2 separate regions of the Mus musculus genome follow, and region 2 is linked to region 1. Evidence: chromatin loops called from intact Hi-C (ENCODE). Cell type or tissue: left cerebral cortex. All regions are shown on one strand. Each heading gives the region's core, and the rest is flanking DNA. Links, peaks and the distances in the headings are about the cores only. Region 1 has its middle 62 kb from the start of Steap3. Region 2 has its middle 6.1 kb from the start of Steap3.

What was found. Hi-C counts contacts between places; a loop is a spot of excess contacts. Peaks named below come from ENCODE experiments on the same cell type or tissue, not always from the same donor. Only the 100,000 strongest peaks of a DNase experiment are listed, where the experiment ranks them.
Region 2: it touches region 1 in a loop (2.2-fold over the local background); 1 of 42 quality-filtered maps calls a loop at or near these places.

Annotation. Positions count from the first base shown.
Region 1 is chr1:120,192,224-120,201,978 of GRCm38, forward strand. No RefSeq gene overlaps it. Among named protein-coding and RNA genes, the nearest start is that of Steap3, 62 kb to the right of the region's middle. In left cerebral cortex, for the core only: a CTCF peak has its summit at 5,131 (motif pointing right); a DNase peak (open chromatin) is centred at 5,158.
Region 2 is chr1:120,260,116-120,269,870 of GRCm38, forward strand. It overlaps a transcript of Steap3 not described here. Among named protein-coding and RNA genes, the nearest start is that of Steap3, 6.1 kb to the left of the region's middle. In left cerebral cortex, for the core only: no CTCF peak of the experiment used is centred there; a DNase peak (open chromatin) is centred at 5,245; H3K4me3 peaks cover 1,208 bases; H3K27ac peaks cover 273 bases.

The DNA.
Region 1 (9,755 bases), core at 1,162-9,161:
AGTAATATTTACTTTTTAGAAGCAATCTTGAAGGTGATATATATGTAATCTTATAAATAATTGCATTTATAGCATTATAAATATGTATAATATATACTGTAGCCTAGGCTAGCCTTAATCTTGTTTTGTTACCACAGATGAACTGAACTCCTGATCTTTTTGCACTTCCCTCTCACATGTTGGGATTCCAGACATGTGTTGCCATCCCCCGTTTAACACTGGTGCAGGGAGACTGACCGCAAGTCCTCGTGGGTGATGGCACCAGCTGAGCCACAAAGAGGTTTCCTTTTTGTTTACATTGTGCGAATTGAGTTGTCTGGGTCAATGGATATGTACACTTGGGACAGGCAAGATGGCTCAACGGACAAAGGTGCTTGCTGCCAAGTTTGATTTCCTGAGTTCAATCCCCAGATCCCACGTGGTAGAAGGAGAAAACCACTTCCTCCATGCTGTCCTGTGACTGCCATGTTCAGAGCATACACACATGTACACACATGCACATTGCTTCTGACTCCATACCTCACTTTCAGGGATGCTTTGAAAATAGCAGCATTGGGCACTCAGGGAACACAACTGGAATATTGTCCACCCTGCACCAGTGGGCAGCTTCCAACCATGCTCATCACAAGACTCAACACTCATCACTGCCGCCCTCAGTGGGAAGAACCTGCCGCCTCTTCCCGTGTCACAGGAACGCACAGACCCTGCACTACCCACGTGGGCTGTGCGAGCCTGGGGGATCTTTTCCCCATAGTAGACATGTCTACTTCAATGCTTTCCCAGATATATGCAATGGCAGTGATCCTGTCTGTATGTGACACCTGAGGATGTGGCCCAGCCTGGGGACTCTGAGGAGGACAGGAAGGGAGGGCAGGGCATGCCTTCTTCTGACAATACATTTGTCATTTGTGGCAGGCTCTGGGGTTGCTTTCTTAATAGGCAGAGCAGTCCAGACGCAGCTTTGAGCAACTGTGTGTGCACACCTGTGTGCATACATGATCCTGTTAGGGTGTGTGTGCATGCAGGGGTATGAATGCACACATGTGCATATGCATGTGGAGGCTGAGAACCACAAATAGGTTCCATCACTGGGCTGGAATTAGCCAATTGGGCTATGGCCATGGAGTCCTAGGGATCCACCTGTCTTCTCTTTCCTAGAAGTCTTTTCTAGAGATTCTGGGCTTTGAACTCAAGATACTTGTGCTTTTAAACAACATTGTATGTATGTATGTATGTATGTATGTATGTATGTAATGTACATGTGATGTGCATGTATATGTGAGCGATGTCAGTCCTCACCGTCCACTGTATTTTGACAGGGTCTCTGTTGCTTGCTGATTCTGATGCCTAAGCTAGCCGGCCAGCACGCTTCTAGGCAATTCTTTTGTCTTTGCATTCCATTTCACTGTATGACTGCCGAGATGTAGACAGGCTCTGCTGCCACCGACTTTTCATATGTGTGTCCTGGGGATTCGAACCTGAGTCCTCGTGCTTGTGCAGCAAGTGCTATACGGGGTGGACCATGTCGCTGACCCCGGGCAGCTGGACTTCTGTCATCCTTCTCTCACTGTGTGTACTTGTTCAGGGGATGGACTCAGTTCATGATGGCTGCCTCACCTCATGTTATTCTCAGAAAGTCTCGGTGAATCTGATTAAGGAAGTTAATTCAATAGGAAGATGTTCTCTTAGTTGATTCAACAGTGATTTGAACTCTGCCGTCAGGACAAGCAGCTAAGGGCTCTGCAGGCCTCAGCATCACTGCACCTCACATAGACCCCACAGTGACACCTGTGGCTTCCCTCTTCCCTTCCCCTTCACTCTGTGCTTCCGGCATCCTGGGAAGTGCAGGTATAGAGGAGAAGACGTGCCTGTCATATCTCTCCACTTGAAACATCCAATAAGTCAGACCTGAGATCAGCCTCCTGTTCCCAGATGTGCATTTTGGGTGAGAACATGAACATAAGAATTTAGGTAATGGCTTTTGGAGACTCATCTCTTTCTTGGAGAGATCATACAGTATATAATAGCCTGGATGAGGCATCCGGGATGCGTGTCACCCTGCTTACACAGTGTTTTATAGAGTGTAGCCTGCCCTGTTCTGTGCTGCTCTGAGTCAGTACTCAGACAATAACGACTTTTGTGGGCAGCCAGACTGAAGATGGAGAAAATCCACTTTGGGTCCAGATGATGCTATATGACTGACTGAAAATAAGCAAAGGCAGAGCGTGACTCAGTGGGTAATGTTCCTGTACCACGAGCCTGAGGACCCATCAGAGTGAAGATTCCCAGAACTCACTGAAGAAAACCAGATGATGAGCTGGAGACATGGCTCAGTGGTTACGAGCACTGGCTGCTCTTCCAGAGGACCTGGGCTCAGTTCTCAGCACCCACATGCTGGCTCACAGCTGTCTATAACTCTAGTTTCGGGTAATTCAACGCCCTCTGTGGGCTCCTGTATGCTGATACACATGCATACACTTAGGCATACACACATATACATAAAATAAAATATTTATTTTAGGAAAAACCCAGGTGGGCCAGTGAGATAGCTCAGTGGATAAAGACGTGTGTGACCAAGCCTGGTGACCTCAGTTTGGTCATCAGGACCTACATGCTAGAAAGAGAACTGGTTTCTTCAGATTGTCCTCTGACCTTCACATACATGCAGTGGTGTACACACACACACACACACACACACACACACACACACACACACACACCACCTTCCTTTCAGTCAAAGCTGAGGAGGCTTAGAGGTCCTAGGTGGCCAGCCCCTGCCACCTCTCTGCTATAAACTCTCTGACTTCAGCTCTTGGTGACATGAATGAGTGACTTGGAGACTGAGTTTGCATTTTAAAACAAAGTTTGGCAGGTTTCTGACACTCATTTTATAGCGAAATAATCCAGTGGGTCTGAATAAAAGGAATATATCTATATAATCAGCTTCATAAACTTGAATAGACTGGGCTCTGGGAAAACATGCTGAGTGTTCCTGAATGCTTATGTATTTTAATAGGAGTTGAGAAAACATGATTAGGAGTTGCGTTGGAGGGGCTGGGGTGTGGCTGAGTTGGTGGGCTGCTTGCCGAATATGCACAAAGCCAGGGGTAGAATCCCCAGCACCATGTAAACTGGGCGTGGTGGTGCTGTCTACAATCCCAGCACGTGGGAGGTGGAGGCAGGAGGACCAGAAGGTCAGAGTCACCCTTTATATAACAAGGTCAGCCTGGGCTTCATGAGACCTTGTCTACAAAAGAGAGAGACAGAGGGATACAGATTATGTCAGTCTCCCTCTGGTAGGGGCTGTATCTGCATCTCCAGGTTTCAGATGTATTCTCTGCCTAGAAGTTCTCTGTATGCCCAGAGGCAGTTCTGTGTCTTGTGAGGATTTTTTTTTTTTTTTTTTGCCAGCCAGAAAACAAAACATTATTCTAATTTTTCCACCATTAGAAAGGGGAATGTCCTAGACTATCATCTGTCTCCTCTTGAACAGTCCCTGGAAAGCGGGGCAGAGAGCTCAATAGTGGCTTTTAGGACTGTCCACACGATCGTGCAGTCTCCCTCACTCGACTTCAAGCAAAGTTGCTTGCTTAGAAGTGACCTAGAAGTGAACTTGTGGTGACATTAAAAATCATTCAGATTACAAAAGGCAAATGGTGCCCTCCTGCATGGGCTGCGTTATTTGTCTTGCTGTGTTTGCTTTAGGCAAGCGTGAGGAGAAGGAAGGAGCATTTGCTGTGCAGTCAGGCAGCAGCAGCCCGAAGAGCCAGCACCCACCACCACTAACCGAGAGGTCTGACCTTGGTGGGGCAGAAGCCTCAGTCTTCTACTCCATTCAAGCAGGATGTCTGCGCTGACCTCAGATTGCCTCTGGGCTCAGGGGAAACGACCGAGCCAAGTGTGCAGCACACATAATGTGATTCTGGCACATCCATGCTTCATTAACAACATTCATCTCACTGCACCCCAGTGTGCACACTGTTGCTGGGGAGATGGTGCATTTGGTAGGGGACTTGTCATGCAAGCATGAAAACCTGGGTTCTCAGCTGTAGCAGCCACATTAAAAAAAAAAAAGCTGAACATGGTGGTGTGTGTCTATAATCCCACACAAAGGTTCCTGCAGCTCACTGGCCAGCCAGTCTGGCCAAACCGGGGAACTCTGGGTTCAGTGAAAGAAAGACACTGTTTCAGAGCAAGATGGAAGGTCTGGAGAGACAGCTCTACAGTTAGGAGCAGGTACTGCTCTCCCAGAGGATGTGAGCCTGGTTTCCATCACCTGTGGTAGATGGCTCACAAGTGCCTGAAACTCTAGTTTCAAGGGACTTGGCACTCTCTTCTGGCCTCTAAGGGTACCTATGTCCCCATGCACATATCTAAACAATTACAAAAAGTAAGTCTTTCAAAAAGAAAGAAGATCAGGTAGAGAGTGATTGAGAAAGACACGTGATATTGACCTCTGTCCTCCCTACAAGAATGTGCACTCTCATGCACACATTCACACACATATGAACACTACACACACACACACACACACACACACACAATCTGTAGATGCTGAACACAATGTTATATTCCACACACGCAGGCACTCATGATGCTGGGACTTCCAGTGAGGTAGGCACCTCTATCACCCTGCTTGCCAGTGTCTGCCAGTCAAACTCAGCTCCGCAATGGCCCAGATGTTCTCAGAGCCCTGGAAGGACTCTGGTTTTCCAGGAATCCCTTGCCTTTCTGTCTCCTTTTCTGGACACATTATACCTGGATGCAGGTGATCCAGAGCACATAACCTGATATCTACCTTTTCTGACTGCTTTGTTTTCCACTTAGGAACAGTAGACTCCTTCAAACAGCAGAGCAATGGACACTTCCTCTGTTCTCTGGGCAAACCTTGCTTCAAGTTCAGCTATAGAACAAATGGTTACAGAGAGAGGCCAAATGTGGTTTCTGGGTAGAATAGTCTTGCAAGGTCAGCTTTTGCAGTTTGAATTTTCTAGATCCGCAGCTCAGGACCAGCTGTTGGCTGCCCCAATACGGATCAGTGGTATCCTCCAGTGATACCTTCCCGGACTTTTAGCTCACATTCCTTACAGAGGCCAGGCAGCAGTTGGTGCCTGTCTGCTCTATGTCAGCCACCAGGTGGCAGCAGAGTCTGCCAAGGACCGGAAGCTGTGGGCACAACCAGTGAGTCATCTATTCATCACCTAGAGTGGGTGGTTGGCCCACCGGAGGGTGGCTGGCCTTGGAGTTCTTTAGCTCAAAGTCAAATCCTTTAGCTTGTAACTGTAGTGGCCCTTGCCAGTGCTCAGAAGTGGTGGCAGGATGGCTAGTGTCTAACCTTTGATTTAATTTAAAAGTCAGGACCTGATTATTCTAAAGTCATAGCACAACTTCTATATTGTGTCTCTGTTATTGCTGGTATGTGTGTGTGTGTGTGTGTGTGTGTGTGTGCATTCATATGTGTTTGTGTGTGTGTGTATTCATATGTGTGTGTGTGCATATTTGTGTGCAAGTGTGTGCAGATGTGTGTGTGAGTCTGTGGAGGGGGTAGAAGTTGACATGAGGTACCTTTTGGGACAGTCTCTCTCTGAACCTGGTGTTCACTGATTGGCTAGACTCACTGACCAGGATGCTCTGTTATCTGCCGACCTCTACCCCATTCCTGTACTGGGGTTGCAGGTGTGCACCACTATACCTGACTTCACATAGGTGCTGGGATCCCACCTGACCCCTCATAGGAGTACAGCAAGCACTTGCCCACTGAGCCATCCTCTCCAGCCCCCATCTTGCTGACTTCTAGAGTGTGAAGGATGAGCTAACATTTTTTACAGAATGCCCTGATTATCTGCTGAGGATCATATTTCAAAACTGAAGGCTGAAGGGGTGAGCGAGTTCTCAAAGCTCCCCAGCCCGATGCCTCCTGGTATTCGCAGCTGTGCATGTCCATTGTTTGGGCCTGTGAGGTTCCAAAGTAAACCGCTTCCATATGCAATGGCAGGATAACCCCTGCCCAGCAGGGCATCTGGGAGCTGCCCTCTTGTACCCAGGTGTCAGAGCTTTGTAGGCACAGGGACACCTGTGGCACGAACATGAGAATTAGTCTGAAGAAGGGGACACCCCCTGTTTTCTTCCTGAAGGCTGAATGGTTTTAAATACTAAGGGGCCCTGCAGCTGACTCAGCAAACCCCGTGCTTGTCTTTCACTTACTTTAACAACTAAGAAACTCCACACTTAGGAGGTGTATTAGAACCAAGAACAAAAAAATGAATATATATTATTTAAAGGGATTCACCATATTGGTTTACATGACAGGCTGGACCATCTGGTAATGGCTGCCTACATTCTGGAGAAGCTAGGAAGCCAGCAGGTATTCACCCAGGAAGCTGCATGCCTCATCTGGAGCTGAGGGCATGGAGGGGCACAGGAGGGATGCTGGACTTCCATCCACAGTGGAAGGCTGAAGAAGCTGGGTTCTGATGTCAGTGTAGGGTGGAGTGGCAGCAGCAACAGCAACAGCAACAGCAGAGTAGATGCATTCACCAGCAAGAAGCAGAGGCAGAGGCAGGCAAGCGACACTGATTTTTCCTTGGACCTCTTATTTATTTATTTAATAATAGAATATTCTGTATTCTTTGACAATTTTATGCAAGTAAATAATGTATTTTGATTATCTGAACCCCAACTTCCCCCTTCTACTTCTCTTAGACACCCCAAAATGACTCTCTTTTTTATTTTCACTCTCTCCCCAGCTTATTTATTTATTTATTTATTTATTTATTTATTTATTTACTTACTTACTTACTTATTTACTTATGTACTTATTTATTTATTTACTGGTAACCCACTCTGCAATCAGTGGTGCCTGCTGGCATGCTGACTGGGCTTGTGCTGGCTACAGCTGTAGTGAGATCACTAGCACACTGAGTGTGTCATGTCCTGAAGACAGCATTTCTCGGCTCGGCTCTCCTCCTCCCCCTTCCTTCTTTCTGCCTCCCTTCGGAGATGTTTCCTGAGTCTTGAGCTTGTCGGCATAGGTGTCCTCTTTAGGGCTGAGCATTCAATAGTCTCTTGCTCTTGGTATTGGGACCAGTTCAGAGTCTCTGCACTAACAGCTGCCCACCGCAGGAGGAAACTTCTCTGGCCAAGGTTGAGAGCAGCACTAATCTACAGGCATAACCATAGGCATTAGAAGGCACTCTGACAACATGCTGTGGACCTCTTCATGTTTGGGCCATACATTGACAATGGCACCTGCCCTAAGGACAGGTCTTCTCTCTGCTCCTCAGTCTTGGCCTCGCAGATGACCCAGAGGTGCGTCTCCTAAGTGGTTCCAGCTCTCATTGGACTGTCGGTTAGGATTAACCATCATGAGTACCAACCAGAGTAAAAGCCAAGTGCCACGTCCTGTGTTCTCAGTCCATGTCGGGCTGATGACAGGGAGCAGAGGCGGAGATAAGAGTAGAGTCTGAGAGTAGAGCTCACGTCAGCCTGGTGACTCGCCCAGTGTGTTCAGTCCAAGTTCCATTATCACTCTGCAGATGTTTAATACGGTACCACAGCTGGAGAGGCGTCCAGATAAGAACAAATCTTATTAGAAGATGATGGGAAGTGGGCAGAGGGGATGGCTCAGCGGTGAGGAGTGCATTCTGCTCTTGCAGAGACCTGAGTTCAGTTCCTAGCACCCACCTATAGCAGCTCGCTACTACCTGTAACTCCAGCTTTAGGGGATCTGACCCCCCCCCTCTTTTCTGGCCTCTGTGAGCAGTACACTTCTCCATGGCTAAACACACAAACACACATATAAACCCAATTTAACTTTTTTTTTTAATGCAATGGGCTTTAAGCATAGAAATTGGTTATAGGAGCTGGAGCTATGGTTCAGGTTAGGGTGCTTGGGTAGCATTTTCTAGTTCCTGGATTCCAAGTAGAGGAACCTGAATTCAATACCCAGAACTCACTTTAAAATGTAAGGGTGCGAGGACCCCTGCAGCCCGAGCCCAGCAGCATCCGCAAGTAGGTGAGCTGCAGGCCAGTTAGAGACCCTGTCTCAAAGGACCTGGACGACATTCCTGAGGGGGAGCATCAGAGCTGGCCTCTGACTCCCACACACATGCATGCACATCTGTGTACATATAAACAAACATATACATACATTAAAAATCACACTATTGGGGCTGGAGAGATGGCTCAGCGGTTAAGAGCACTGACTGCTCTTCTGAAGATCCTGAGTTCAAATCCCAGCAACCACATGGTGGCTTACAACCACCCGCAATGAGATCTGATGCCCTCTTCTGAAGACAGCTATGGTGTACTTATATATGATAATAAATAAATCTTAAAAAAATCATACTATCATTTATATCCTTCAGATGTCAGAGGAGAAGGTTTACTGCTTTCCAGGAAGGCTTTTGAAAAAATGAAAAGGTTCCTTCATAATCCACAGGACCTAATGTCACTTCAAAATGTATGGAGGAGAGGGCCCGAGGGATGGCACAGTGGGTCAGACACTTGCCACCAAGCCCCGCAACCAGAGTGAATTGGCTCCCTGGGGCCCACATGATGGAAGGAGAGAGCTGATTTCTGCAAGCATGCGTGCACGTTCCCTTCCCTCTACCAGACAGGCAGACAGACACACAGACAGACAGACAGACAAGCGTAACCTTAAACATTAAGGTGAGGCCCTAGCCTCTGCTTTGCAGCTGCTTTCCTGCCGCAGACACTGACATGCACCCTCCTGGGACGCTGAGGGCAGACTTTCCCACCTTTAGCTCATACAGAAGGATATTGTGTTCAGGGATCAGCGGGCCCTCCTGCTTGCTGCTGCTCCCTTCCCTGCCTCCTGCCTGGGAGTCAGAGAGCTGGGCTGTCAGCCTTCCCACGTTCCCAGAAGATGTCAGAGCAGACCCCACTTCTGCCCTGTGGGCTCTCTCCTCTTTACAGACCCCCATGCTGTCTATTTCGGATGATGGTGCCCGAACTCTCCTTGGAGCCCTGCCATGCTGCTGCCCCTCTGTCTGTCTGTCTGTCCAAAGTGCTAATAAATCTAACAAATTCTTAGTTCCCAATAATCCATTTCAGTGTCCTCTTGAACCCTCTCTCCCAGCATCCAACACCTAACAGTGAGCAAGTACCCACGATACCACATGCTGAGGGCTGAAGGGTGCTGAGTCTGGTCCTGGCCTGATGCTCAGTGACTTGCTGTAGACCTTCCACAAGCAACAGAAGCCAAATGTCACAATTTTGATTTGCCCAGCCACGAGGGTCAGTGCTTACTGTGCCAGACCTTGGTGAAGCACTTGCAAGTACAGCTGTCCACTGTAACCTAGGAAGACGCATCCAGGACCTGTGGCTGCCACATCCCAGGATGCTGTAGTGCCCTCTACAAATGGAAACAGAGTTGCCTTTGATTTACGTACGTCCTCATGAATATATTTTAATGTTTGTGTACATGTAAGTGTGTGTGCAAACGTGTGTATGTGTGTGTTCATGTGTTTGCAGGTGCATATGTGTGTATGGGTACATGTGTGTGTAGAGACCAGAAGACAACTCTGCTCTCATTCCTCAGATGACCAAATAGGCTAGTCTACTGGTTAGCAAGCCACAGGGATCTACATATTTCCACCTCTCCAGAGATAATGATTACAGTGGAATGCTGCTATATCTTGCTTAAAATGAAAACAAAAAACGAACAAAACAAAACAAAAATCCAAAACAAATATGGCTTCTGATCCACTCAGGTGGATGCCCGTGCTTATTTG
Region 2 (9,755 bases), core at 1,214-9,213, 68 kb after region 1:
TTACAGGGATACTCTACTATGTCCAGTTTATGTGGGTCTTTGGTTGGAGCCCAGGACTTCATACATAATAAGCAAGACTTTGGACTTTGCCTACATCCCCAGTGTTCCCTATTTTGACCATTAAGTAAAACAGTGACTATGGAAGCCCTTAAAGACACAGGTTACTCAGTGTTTGCCTGTTGTCTGAATCTGCTCTCTGTTGCTGGGGTACCATGTGATCCCTGGACAGTATCAGCTGAGGATAGAAACCTGTGCATCACCCCTAGTCCCTCATTCTGAGCTGTGCTCCCTTGATGCTGGAAGATGCCTGCGGAGGCAGTGGGGTTCAAGGAGGACTCTCCATCACCAGTGAGCCCCAGAGTCACCCAAAGCTCTGAGCAGCAGGATTTGGGACAGAATTCCTGACTCAGTACAGGAGCCCTTTAGCCTACTGTGTCCCAGACAAGGTTGCTGGGTGATCTCCAGGTCCCCTTAGAGTAGCAGTTCTGAGAGGAAGGGACACTTCCCCAGGAAAAGACACCTGCTGGGTGAAGTGGAAAGGAGCTAACATACTCTCTCTGTAGTTCCTTAGGGTTCTACCTGCTCCCATTGGGGCTTTGCTCGGGGAAAACAGAGGTGCATTAAGGTGTCCATCTCTAGCCACAGAGCCTGGATCTCTAGGAGTAAGGCTTTCCAGAATACCACCCCCAGCCCAATCAAAACTCTTGATGTCTGGGCTCCAGTTGCTTCCTCCCCTTCTAGCTCTGACCAGTCAGGAGCCATCCCTCTAAGGACCATCCGAGGGACTCATGTCATCTTTTACATTGGCTCAGTCTTCGTGGGGGCACTGGTTTGCTGGACACAACCACTGCTTCCAGTTTGCTTCTGACCCTTGCACAGGCAAGGCTGGTCACCCAGACAACCGAGCACTGGCTCCTTGTCATATCCCACACTGTTCAGGTCAACTCCACCAGGAGGGTCTGGGTCACAGCCACCTAGAACAAGTTTGCCCTCAGAGACATCCAACCTCACTGTTGGGGTTCTGCCTCCTCCATAAGCCTGCCGGGAAGAATGACAAACCTCCACCCCACAGGTAACAGGCGTCTATAGTATGGGGAGGTGGTCACTGTGGAAGGCCTGCTCACCAGCCTCAAGAAGGCTTTGCTCTCTTCACAAGTGCTGGGATAACCCACTCCACCCTTCACTGATCTCATACTCCTCCACATCCATGCCATTGGCTAGTGTGATGCTCTTGGGACTGTCTCCTTGTTTGGACAAGCTTAATCTCCTAAACTGAGAACTAAAGAGGTACAAAACAAGCAATCAGAGCTGGAGAGCAGTTCAGTGTAAGAGCGCTTGCCCAGAATGCTCTAACCCTGTGTTTAGTTCCCAGCATGGAAATTAATGTATAAGCACCAGGCTGCTGGCATGAAGCGGAAGACAGACCTGACTACGGAACGGTGATATCCATAGTTGCTCCTGTGGGTGACCAAGGTGACAGGTAAAGATGTGTTGTTTGGGAGGGCTAACTCTTCTGGTGGAGGGCTTTTACACTGTAGGGGCAACTGGGCAGAGGTCTACTCAAAACATTGCTCTGGGGGGCCAGGCACATGGAAGAGAGGCCTTTCTTTACTTGTACTTGGTAATACAGAGGTTTCAGATGAGTTTGGAAGTGGAACAGCTGGGTAGTACTGCCAACTGTGCTGGTCTGAGTGCCTGGCACCTAGTGAGCGCTCTGCAACTGTTACTTGGACGAGGAAGCACGATTTGGACAGACCTAGAGTGAGTGGCAAGGAGTCTCTGGTTTGGGATTGAAAGAAGAGACTGAAGGCTAGTCGGCCCTTGGAAAAGTCATGTGGTTGGGAGGATCACACCATTGCTTGGGCCAGGCTCGGGTGTGTGGGGAAGCTAACCGCTCAGGAATGAGGACTGTCATTTCAGGTGGGATGGCATCAGTGCACAGCAGGCCAAGGACAGGAAGGGGGTGAGCTGAAGCTCTCTGTCAGAGGCTGGGTGGGACAGATTATAGGCCCAGTTTGGGGGTCAACTAGAAGATATGATTTCCTGACTTTATACTTGCATATCATGTGAGAAGCCCCCCTCATAACCTTAACAACCTCACAGATTAAAATGGGGTTTCATGGGTGGGGCAAGAGAAGGAAACAAACACTGCTAAGATGGGTCAATGGTTAAAGCACAAGCCCTGGTGACCTGCTGACCTGGTGACCTGTAAAGACACAAGAGGACCACAAAGTCTCCCGAGTTGTCCTCTGACCTCTACCCAAGAACCATGGCATGTACATGTCTTCACACACTACAAAACAGAGGCACACACTCATCCCTTCACAGACGAAAGGAGCCAACACAGGTTCTAAATTGGCAAACTCCTTCCTTTTAAATCCAGAGGCCCATTCCTGGTCCAGACACTAGAGGGAAATTTCATAGAGTACTTAAAGTACCCACCTCCTGCCTGCCCAACCCAGCAAGTCCTAACCACTCTGCAGGGTAGGGAAGGCAGCAAGAGGCAGATCCAGTTTCAGTTGGAAGGCAGAGAACCCAAGTCCCAGAAGACCTTCCACCCTTGCCTCAGCCTATTAAGGTTTCAGTTTGCAGACAGCAGAAAGCAGAGAAAGACTCTTTCCTGTCCTGGAGGTAGGTGCCCAGACTCTCAACAAGGGTTGCTGGGGCCTGGAGCTGTGGCCAGCCCTGTCACAGAGAAGGGGATGTCAGACTCCACTCTGGGCTTTGATGGTCTTCTCTCCATGAGCCTGGAAGGTCCAATCAGATTCATACTCAAATCTGACATAGGGAAATAACTCAGTTGATAAAACTACTTGCCTTGCAAGCTTGAGGACCTGAGTCCAATCCCCAGAACCCATATGAAAAAGCTGAGGATGGCGGTGCACACTTGTAATCACAAACCCGGGGAAGCAGGCAATCCCTGGGGCTCACAGGCCAGCCAGCCAAGCTGAACTGGCAAGACCCAGAGCAGTGAGAGAGCAAGGAGCAAGAAGAATGACAGCTGAGGTTGATGTCTGGTCTTCCCGCTCATGTGAAAACACACTTGCACACCTGCACACACCCTGACATAGACATAAACTCAAACACATGGCATTAATACTCAAACCCTTGGGAGCAGAGTGAGGAACCTGATACTTAACAAACTCTGACAACTTGGAGCTCTGTATAATGAATGCCCGTGGGTAGCACTCTCTCTGTTTTATGAGGATACAGTGCCTAAGGGCCCAGGAAAGGCTTACCAATTGCAGAGCCAAGTCCAGAGATCCAGAAGTGTTGGCTGAGATTCAGACTCGCTGCTTGCTGGCTACAAAGCCAGACTCTCCTACCTGTCTCATCCCACCCACTGCGAAGGTGTGTGGCTTTGGACTTCGATCAAGAACTTTCACTTTTTAACACCTTGAAACCCTGCCCAATACTCTGTCTCTGAAGAGGCTAAGGAAGGAAGAATCCTGAAACAAGGACAGAAGACAGGCTGGGCCAGGAATCCATCTATCTGGTGTCTTCAGACTGGAGAGATCCAAGCTTAACCAGATCAGGCCTGGAAGACCTCAGGAGGCTTCAGGTAATCTGATCCAACTCTAGATGATCAGGTGGGCCATCCTGAGCTCCCAGCTGACTCCGAGGCCACTAGCCTCCCATGTTTCCCATCCCCACCCTTTCCCTCATGACATTGCTTGCCCCTTTCCGTCTCTTCATCCGTGGAACACTGGGTTAAGCATTTGTTTCCTGTCAACCCCTTTGCAGACCACTGGTGACAGAGATGAGCAAGGCAGACAGACACACTGCCGGGCCCTCCACGTGCTCCTGGCCGACTCAGTTGGTTGCCCAGGAGGACTGGACATCTGTGTTTCTAACAGCCCTTGCAGGGCTGGGGAGAGAGTTGAGTCAGTGAAGTGCTTTCTGGGCCAGCCCAAGGAGCTACGATTGGGTGTCTAGAACTCAGGTCAAAAGCTAGTGCACTCATGCACAGTTGTAATGGCAGAGTTGGGGAGGCGGAGACCGGAGGATTCCCAGGGCTTGCTGGCCAGACAGATTAGCCAACTGGTGAGCTCCAGGTTCAGGGAGTGAGCCCATCTCTCAAAATGTACAAAGCAATAAAGGAAGACACCCAACATCCACCTCTGGCCTCCACATGGACAGACAGACTACACACACCAGCCCTTGGGGTGACTTAAGAGGGCATGCTCTTTCCTCTTGTGGGCATTGTTCTCGCCCAGCACTGCGTTCATGGTGCTGTCCAGACAGCCTGAGGATCTGACCTCCTTTACCTGATAGAAGCCCTCTTTGTTGGGAAAGTTTAACAACTTCTATAATTTGCTACCTGTGTCCTTGCAAAACACCGGGGATTTGGAAGGCTCAGAATTCCCCTGAATAACAGAACAGACTCTCCTGGCTGCCAGGATTAGTTGGACTAATGTGCACAGAGCCCCTACTTGCACCCAGGCACATATAAGTGTCGGAGAAATGTTAGCTGCTAATTATATCATAGCAGCACTCTGCCGGACAGACATGCCTCCCTAGGGCATTTCACAAACCCCCACTTCTGGAGCCTGTTTTGGAAGTGGCTCTGAACACTTGTTTGGCTTCTTGGTCCCCCCCACCGCCCCTCATCCCCGACCTCCACCAGCGCAAACTGCCTCTTGACCCAAACAGCCTAAGCCACAACCTCCACTGTATCTATCTAGAGTGACCAAAGTTACCACTACACTCCTGCCGGTAACCTACTCCCAGATTTCAGTGGACAGGAAGAACTTTCCAGGCTAAGGTTCCGCGGACAGAGGCGGGCACTAGGCAGATCTGCCTATTGGGTACTAGGCACTCTCTCCCCCGAAACCCGCTGAGCAAAAAACGAAGAGCACGTGGGACCCTGGTAGTTCAGGACTGCCCCGGAGGGTGGCTCACAAGTGAAACCCGGGCTCCAGACGCCCGCTTTCCCTGGTCTGTGGGCACCCCGCTGAGATCTTCTATCTCCAGCCTCACGTGGCTTGGTTCTAGGAGACAAGGTTTCCCGACCTGTAGTGACTGCTCAGGGTGCGTCACAGCAGGCATGCTACAAGGGTCCTAGGGACCATGCACAGCCTAAAGCACGCGAGCGTGCCGGGGCAGGGTCACTCACCTCGGCAGCCGGCCGCTTGGAGGAGCCTTGGCAGCTGCAGGTCGCGGGAGGAGGCGGTGGCTCGGCCTCAGGCTCCTCCTCTCCTTGAGTCCCGCCCGCCCGTGGGGCCGGACCTGGCGGGGTAGTGGCTGCCCGCCAGCTTGTAGCCGTTTATCCAGCAGTGCCACCCCTTCTAGTCTCAATCGCTGTCTCCGCCCTGCACTACAAGTGGAGGAAGCCACCAGCCACCAACCCTCCACCAGCCGTTCCCCTAGGGAGTCTCAGAGCCTGTCTTGTCACTTCCTGATCTGCCCACAGTCAGCAGAACCCACCACCATGGACGAGGAGGAACAGGGAGCGGGAAGACGGGGTGACCTCTGCGTGCCTCCCCCTTTCTAAGAACTCTTAAAATCCAAGGGCAGTTTTTGATCAAGGTCAAAGTGGTCATTTAGGCAGCAGGCTAGGGCTGCACAGGTGGGTGACAAGCGGGTGTGAGTTTAGCAAACCCCTCCTGTCTCCAACAAGGGTGCACAGGTTTGTAACCAGACCGGGGTGACTGTAGCTGGATCACATCTGTCTCCTCAGAAATGATTTTTGACCTGCTCTCAGAAGTCTTCAGGTTTCAATGCCCCGTTGGTTTTGTGGTGGTCCATCCTGGCTCTCTGGGAACTACTGGCTAAGCTAGAACCCCTACACACACCTCTGAGTTCTAAGATACCACCCTGTCCTGATAAAGGTATCCCCTGCCCTGGGACACTGCCCACTGCTATTCCCTGCCCCAGTTCGCCCTGCTTTGTCGCACAGCAACCCACTAGGGCACAGCATAATGATGTCACTTCAGACTTACGTTATGGCCTTTCCTACCTGATACCGATGGCCCTAGGGGCATTAGCTTCATGCTCAGTTTATGGGAAATGGGAGTGTGGTTTTCCTGACTCACAGGAATGAGACTTTCTAGACTTCCTAGAGCAGAAGTCCATTAACTCCTACTAAGGAGCTTTGACTTTTACAGTGCGTTCAGGAGGGTGAGGAACCTATGAAGGTGTTTATATATGTGCACGCATGTGTTGGGGGATGGGAGCATGCACACATGAGCATGTATGCATGAGGGCCACAGATCAATGTTAGGTCTTCTCTTCACTTGGATCTCCACTTTATTTTTTATTTTCCCTAGCAGAACCTGGAGCTCACTGGTTCGGCTAGGCTAGGCTTGCTGGTGAGCCCTGGGTAGTCCTGTCTCCTTTGCCCAGTGCTGGGATCACAGTCATGGAGTGCTGCCTTTTTTACATGGGTGTGGGTGACCGGAACTTAGATCCTCCAGCTTGCTTGGCAATGCTTTGCCAACTGAGCATCTCCTGGGCTCCTTGTTTTGTTTTGTTTTGGAAACAGCGCCTCCCTAAGAGGCCCAGACTGGCCTTGAACTTTTAGCAGTTAAGGGCCACAGCGCCTGCCCTGCAGGGATTGCAGGTGTGAAGCTTCAAGGCTCAGCTGGAAGTTACATTGAGGAATTCTAAGAATCTTGTTTTCTGGGAAGCCTCGGGGTATCTGGAAACAAGATTTTGAGAGGCCAGAAGTAAGAAGGCTGGGCCTCAGGGATGGCCCTAAAGTATCCAGGAAGAACCAGCAAGATGGCTCAAGGAGTAAAGGCAGTTGCCAACAAGCCTGAGTTCAGCCCCCAACCCCCAGGACCATAAAGTGAAAAGTTGTCCTCTGACCTCCATATGTGTACTGTTCAAGCTTGTGCACACACACAATAAATGATTTTTTTTTCTTAAAGGTACAGTGGGTTGAAGAAGCAGAGTTCTGTGCTCTTTGAGGAATGAAATGCTGCTCTTAAGGGTTTCCCTGCTCTCCCAGTAACCCAGAGCTCCCACAAGCATCCTGAACTTCCTCTCGGCTAGGGGCTTCCTCCACCAGCTCTCTATTTTGTCTGCTTCAGTGCCTAGATCCTTTCTAGCCTCCTTCAAGGGGCCCACTGTCCAAACATGTACCAGCAAACACATTTCTGAGTTCCTGTGGTCATTCTTAAAGGTACTCTATCCATTTTAGCTATAATGCCCCAAGGTGCTACACAGGGTAGGTTTCAGGGCAGGCAAAATTCGAGGGATGGCCCCTGTCTTGAGCAGACAAGAACCAGAGTCTAGAACAGTATGTTTGCTCAGCATGCTGCCTACACACAGTGCTTGGCCTTGAAAAACTGTCTGGGGAAGTGAGGAGAAGGCTCAGCCAGTAAAGTACTTACTTGTCTTACAACCATGAGGACCTGGGTTTGGTCCATAAAAAAGCCAGGCATGATGGCACAAGCTTGGAATCCCAGTAGTAGGAAGGCAGATGGGCAAATCACTGACCAACCTACTTGGTGAGTTCTAGGCCAGTGAGAGACCTTGCCTCAAGAAGGAAGGTAGATGGTACCTTGTGGAACTGCACTGAAGGCCTGACCTCTACATATACATGCACACATTTATCTACACACACACACACACACACACACACACACACACACACACACACGTGCATGAACACATACACAAAGCTTCTGTCAGTGAGGGGTTCTGGCTACTCTGCTCTCCTGTGTACCCAGCTGCACTGGAATGTGGCAGATACAGCAGAGGCCACACATACAGTATCTGTACATTCAGTTGCCAAGCAGTCTATTTCCAGAGACCTTGAGGTAGCTCTTTTACGTAAAGATAAGGCTAGCGCTTTGGCTAAGAGGACAAGAGCATCCAGGAAGAAAACTCAGATTCATCTTCTACTTGGCCCAGCAAGGAATGGGACATTGTTTGCTTTTCTATCTTGGATTGATCCCCCACTTATAGATGAGGACAGAACACATCTGTCTCTGTGTACAAAATAAATGTTCTACTTGCCTATTAAAACTAGATGGCCACAGGAAGCCACCGTGTTTTCTGGCTGCCATGATCAAGAGCCCGGCCACTTGAATCTGGTCCTGTCTGGCTGAGGCCCGGGGAACATCCTATTGTCCAGCTGTGCCAACTAAGCCAGGCACCATGAGACTCCCCCAAGCTTTGGCAGTGTGGGGTGTGTGGGTGGGTGGGGGTTGTTCTCTTCTATATAGGAGATAAGCTGCACTTGGTGAGGGTGACCCAGAAAAGTGAGGAATCCTTTGCTATTAACATAACCCAGTGGGTAAAAGGCCATCTCAGATGTACCCAGAGAACCGAGACAGGCAGGTGAGGGGGCAGGAGGATAGCCCTTGAGGCTAGCTGGTCTTGGAATCAAAGGTATATCGTTCCTGTTGTGACCTAGTATGGTATATCACTCTGTATTGTAAGGTGTGGCTTATGAGACACTGGGAGCCACCTTGAGTATTTCCCAAATCCCCTGCACCTTGATTGCTGCCCCACTATAGAATAAGGTTACCTCTTTCTATTCCTCTACTGAAGTAGAACTTTTTTTTTTAATTGAAGTGAACTTTATTTTAGATAAAGTCTCATGTATCTCAAGCTGGCCTTGATACTCCACAGTGTCTGGTTTCAAACCCAAGGACTACATATTTTACATATCAAAGCAGACCTAGCCTCCAGTTTCTACCAGCATCCCTCAGTCCCTACATGGTATACCCTGCCCCCAACCCAGCATACCCTGCCCCAAACCCTGAACTTTCCAGTCCAGCGGCTGAACAGTCCTTTGCCCAGATGCTCTTCCCTATACAATCCAGACATCTTGGTCTCCCTTCACCTCTCTGTGCTCTCCCTTCCTCTCTATTTCCTTCCCCACTCCCCCACTTCCCCATCATGGCGACTCTCCTGGCCTCAATCCGTGGGGCCAATGAACTTGCCTGAAAACAGCTTCCCAAAAAACCTGCCTTTAATAAAATATAATCTGGCTTGAATCGGCTCATTTCACCTGTGGTGGAGAAATAACCTATCACCTGATACCAAAATTTTCATGTGCAATCAACAGTCCCTGCTTGTGGCTAAACTTGAAATGTGCTACACCCATATGGAGGCCAGGGAGATAGTTCAGCAGGTAAGCTGCCAAACTTGCTAACCTGAGTCAGCCCCAGAACCCATGATTCCTATAAATTGTACACACACAAACACACACACACACACACACACACACACACACACACACACGACTTAGTCTATTCCTGAATTTCTGAAAATATGGAGAAAAGACTTCAGCCTTCAGACACTCAATACCCGTCAAAGCTTCAGGGGAAATACTTAGAGCGTCCTCTTCTCTGAGAGCAGCTGCCATATAGCTGACCTTTCTTCCTTCTTTACCTGATGGCAAGGACGTGGGGCCATGCTCCTGACAATGCTATCCCTATTATATTATTAGCTCAGTTGGCAAGCTTTTCTCTGTGAGCCATGCCTTTGGGTCAGGCTCACTCTATCAGCAAACAATTTACTGGTGACCCCTTTCTCCTTTCCCGTAATCCAGAAAGAATGAGGTGGGCTGGGGAGAGAACTGGGTAAGAAAAGTTCTCGAGGTGCAAGCACGAAGATCAGAATTAGATTCCCCCAAAACTCTCCTCCTAGGCACACACACCCAAAACCAGATAGATGCAGGGCTATGCCCAGCTCCAGGGAGGCAGTAACCAATAATTTCTGGGACTGCTGACCAGCCAGCCTAGCTAATCCAGTGAACTCCAGGCCAAGTGAGAGCCTCTTAAAAAAAGTAAGGCAGA